Linked DNA regions of Homo sapiens: region 2 is linked to region 1. A link is an interaction called in ENCODE POLR2A ChIA-PET data of the cell type or tissue named here. Cell type or tissue: MCF 10A. All regions are shown on one strand.

Region 1 (2,500 bases):
GCCTGTGGATAGGAAGGAACTGATGTGGTAAAAAGGAAAAGACTGAGTTCGTCATGGCAGAAATGACGCAAATAAATGAACCTGATAAAGAAGAAATGTGAATCAATATCAAACCAAGAATGGTTATTTAAGCTTTCTGCTTTCAACAGGAGTTTTTTTGTTTCATTATCACTGCATTATTTTCAACTCTGTTACCTCCAGAAAACAGAGCCATTCAGTTTTATTACTTTTTTTTTCTATTTGTTTGAAATTAATTTGTCCTACAGTCTGTAGAGATTGTATGCCCTCTTTTTTCGTGGTTTAAGGAAGTCAGGAAAAAAAAAATATGTGCTCTCCTGAACACTCGTCTAAGGCAGAGAATCTCACCGAAGTAGAGAAAAGCTCGCACTCGCTGAAAAACAATGGCTCAGTGAGAGCAGCTGAAGTTGCGTCTGGTCGTTGTCTGCTGGGCTCTCTGTTAGCTGCTGACCAAATCCTGTTTTAGTGTAGAGATTGTTTTTCTAGCTAGGATCCTTTCTTAAGTGTGCTTAATCTGCTGTAAAAAGGTGTTCATCTCTGCAGTAAGTGTTACTGTAACTGTTTTTAAAAGTGCACTGCCTTTACCTTGGCAAACTTTGTGCCAATCAGTATCTATTCCAATGCCATTTCTGCACACATACATTAATGCTCCGACATTTAGACGGGTTGGAATTGGGAATGACTTTGTTGAAGACTTATTATTAACTATTGTATGGTACTTATATATTTTTGTATTCCACTGTCCCCACCTCTCACCCTCCAAAAACTGATGTGATCTGTCTTACAATAACAAAAACATTTACAATAAGGCCAATACAATAAGAGATAAAATCAATACTCACAAAAAGAGGACAAAGTATTAATTACCACTACAGTTGGATTTGACATTATTTGTATGATTGAGTTTCAAATACGTCTGTAACCTGCATAAATATGAACCAAGCTCACACAGTTTCACCCATGGTGCTGATCTGGGAGAACACATTCCTGCATGGACATCTGCTCCCTTTTCCCAACTGCCCAACCCATCAAGAAATGGCCAAAGTTTGGTTTAAGCCGATTGTAATACAGTATTTACCCCTTACTTGAGATTTTACATTCTGCAACTTCAGTTACACATGGTCAATCAAGGTTCAAAAATATGAAATGGAAAATTTTAGAAATAAATAAGGTACGTGTTTTAAATTGCATGCCTTTCTGGTATTATGATGAAATATACTGTCCTGCTCTGTCCCACCTGGGATATGAATCATTCCTTTGTTCAACATATTTATTCTGTATACTCTACCTGCCCATGAGTCACTGAGTAGCCATCTCAGCTTTCAGATCAACAGATCCCAAAAAGGAGGGTGAATAGAGTATAATGATATGTTTTGGGAGAAAGACCACATTCACATAACTTTTATTTTAGAACAGTGTTATGATTGTTCTACTTTATTCTTAGTTATTATAATTAATCTGTTAACCATAATTTTAATTTATAACAATTTACCTAATTTATAAATTAAAATTTATCATAGGTATGTATGTTTAAGAAAAAACATAGTATATATAGGATTTGGTACTAGCCACAATTTCAGGAATCCACTGCTGTCTTAGAATACATCCCTCATGGATAAATGGGAGTCATATGTAGCAAAATACAATCAAATAATACAAAAATGTCTAACTGCATGGCTAAAGAAAATATACACATGACATTCGAAAAGATAAAAGGATCAGTAGTCATCATAGCAGCTTCAAATTTATAATATAGGGTAAACACACAATATCCATGTAAAGTCGACATGTTACATCAGAACTTGAGTATCTGTGGCTCTCAGTAGCAAATTGTATGTTCATGCTGGAACTGCTCTATGATTCGAAGTGAAATCAATTTTTATGAATTCAGATGACACCTATAGACTTTACTGAAGGCAGCCTGATGAAAAGCAGTGGTGGAGGGCCCTAGTTGCATACTGCAGCTCCCAAACCAGACAACCACAAGATGCCCACAGCTTGTAAGAAGTACAGGAATGACCATAACCACCAAGACAGCACCGTCGGCTGCTGGCATGAGGAGAGAGCGGCAAGGGTCAGCAACCACTTGTAACAGTTGTAACTGCTAGTCTGACTATTCCTTTGCAATGGCTTATAAATTTTTGCATTTGTAATTTATTTAATGAGTATTCTACTAGCTACTTACTATGTACAAGGTAGTATGGTAAGTAATAGGATACATTGGTGATTAAGCCAGGTACTCACTATCCTTATGAGCTTACAGTGTGAAAGAGAAAGACTTTAAGTCAGAATTATACAAATACTTATCCTATTGTATTAAGTTACTATTATACTATGAAGGATGCCATACAGTGAATTATAATGTGATCAAACCAAGACTGGAGGGGTGGAAGAGAATCAGAAAAATGCATCTTTTTCTGTCTGCCACTAGACTCACAGCTCTGCTACCTGCACCCTGGACACCTCTATCCTCCACTCCTAT
Region 2 (2,500 bases), 68 kb after region 1:
CCTGGGAGGCGGAGGTTGTGGTGAGCCGACATTGCGCCACTGCACTTTAGCCTGGGCAACAAGAGCAAAACTCTGTCTCAAAAAAAAAAAAAAAAAAAAAAAAGGGAGAGAATATGGAAGTAAAATGATATATAGAATAGTTTTAAGTTTTTGTATACTGACAACCATTAAGAATAAGAAGGTAATCATTGGCGATATTAGAGAAAATTTCTAAGTTTGGGTGGGGTCAAGGAGAGAACAGTTGTTAAAAAAACAAAATGGCAATTTGACCAATACAATTTAGCAAAAGGTAAGAAAAACAAAACTGGAATAGAAGAATAATGAAAATAAAAATAAAATGGAAGGACTAAGAACAAATGTGTAATTTTTATTATTAATAAAAATTCCTATTAAAAGTCTAACAGGTTTAAAAATAAAAATTCAGCTATACACAATTTACAAACCAAGCCAATCTACCAAATAAAATCATAGGGGAAAAAAGTTTAAAATAAAGGTACAGGCAAAATATTTTTTATGAAATAAAAATAAAGTCAGGACAATATTATTACTGAATAAGGCCTAGGAAATAAAGAAATATTTTATAGTAAGACTATAACTCAGCTGATATTATTTTATATCTATCTAGAAAACTCAAGAGACTTAAAAAAAAAAAAAAACTAGAGAGGGTAATTAGTAATAAGCACCTAGAAATGAAACATTCTATTTATAATTGCAACCAAAAATATCTCTAAATTCTATAGACAGATTTAAGGAACAGAATCTGCATGTAGAAAACTACAGTATCTTCTTGAAAGGAATAAAATAAACCCTGGGGAAGAAAACACTACCAGCTTGACGTGATATAAAGATATATACACATAACTGAATGGTAAGACTTACTATCATAAAAATGTCAGTTCTTCTGAAATTACTATATAGCTCTCTCTCTGTACACACACACACACACCCCTGTTGTTTTAAGTTGCAGAAAATGATCTTAAGGTTCAGATGGAAGATTTCTAACGATAATAAAAATACAAAAATATATAAGGGGGAGCCTGCCTTATGAAACATTAGAACACACTACAAATCTGGTAGTAAAATTAGTATATAATAATAAAATAACTACAGTGGAATTTTAATAAAGAACACATCAAACTCATGAGTAAAACAAACAACAACTGATATAAATAAAAATTAATTTTTTGTTAAAAAACACAAACAAAAATGTAAGCTAAATTAGTCTACCAGACTGGCAAAGTTAAAAAAATGAAAATCTTCCATGTTGAAAGGGTGTGAAGAAACTGTAGCCTCATATACTCTTATGGACAGGTTTAAACTGGTATAGGGTTTTTGGAGAATAGTTTGACAACATATGGGAAACCATTCATTGTTCATATCCCATGTTACCAAAAGACCCACTGAAAAAGGTTGGCCTGGCAAGTGTTGGGGTGTTTTAGTCCTTCTCACTGCTTTTTTATGAGCCCTTCCTCTCCATGGTAGGCATAATTTACTCAAATGGTGGCATTCATTAAGTCAATGATACTTCTCCATAGCACGTCAAAGTTTTACCACTCATGAGAAATAGTTCTTTTTCCCATAACTAGCCTGTGTTTACATATGTGACCCAAGGCCACTTGAATGGAGTCTTTTATGTCATTAGCAAAGTAAATGGGGAGACAATCATGCCAACTGGCCGTGGAACTTAGGCTACAGTGGGCTGAATTCCAGCTCCTGCCCTACCTCTGACAGGCACGGGATACCCAATTCACCCCCTCCCCAAGTAATTACTCTTCTAATCTGCATGTGATAAACTGCCTTTGTGCAGAGTATTCTTTGCTATCCCGCTGTCAACTCCATACACAGTCATCCATCAATTTCAGTTTCTGACAGTTCCTTTGCTGAGTCAGAAAGGTGCCTACCCTAGTGTCCAAAGATTCTTAATAAAAGTTTAGAGGCAGAAAGTCCCCCAGCTCTCTTCAATCTGGCACTTAATAAAGATCCTTGAAAAAAAAGTTGATACTTTGATCTCTCTTGGGTTCTCTGTGCACAAATTCTAGCATTTCCCAAAGTTGCTTAAAGAACCACCAGTAGGTCATTAAAAAAAATAAAAATACCAGGCACCCCCTATCACAATACACTGAATAGAATCTCTACAAGTGGGGAACTAAAGGTATTTTTTTAAAAGTGCTCCAGGTAGTTTCAGGCTACAGAGAAACCACCTCACTGTTGCTTTGTCATTCCTCATATTTGATTATCAGTCTGTTTTCACCTGTTTCTTCCTTAACTTAATTCAATTAAATGGCAGCTTCATTATTGGGTCAACAACCTTTAACAGTATATTATGCAAGCAGCTCACGTTTAATTTAGTGGGGCTGATTTGGATGCCTCTCCTATGAGTTTCCATAGCACCCTAACCCTATCACAGCACTGATCATTCCAACGCATCTCTTTGAATCTAAGATGCCACTTGCTATAAATCACATTCTAATTTCAGAGAAATTAAACTATAAAAAATGTG

Evidence for each region. ChIA-PET counts read pairs that join two places held together with the same protein. Peaks named below come from ENCODE experiments on the same cell type or tissue, not always from the same donor. Only the 100,000 strongest peaks of a DNase experiment are listed, where the experiment ranks them.
Region 2: POLR2A ChIA-PET joins it to region 1 with 6 read pairs; 3 of 35 experiments call an interaction of 5 or more read pairs at or near these places.

The regions. Positions count from the first base shown.
Region 1 is chr13:38,951,746-38,954,245 of GRCh38, forward strand. No RefSeq gene overlaps it. Among named protein-coding and RNA genes, the nearest start is that of STOML3, 38 kb to the right of the region's middle. RefSeq lists a silencer at 1,956-2,128. In MCF 10A, no CTCF peak of the experiment used is centred here; a DNase peak (open chromatin) is centred at 1,286.
Region 2 is chr13:39,019,438-39,021,937 of GRCh38, forward strand. All of the region lies in intron 9 of PROSER1 (proline and serine rich 1), which reads right to left. Among named protein-coding and RNA genes, the nearest start is that of PROSER1, 17 kb to the right of the region's middle. RefSeq lists a silencer at 1,675-1,969. In MCF 10A, no CTCF peak of the experiment used is centred here; no DNase peak of the experiment used is centred here.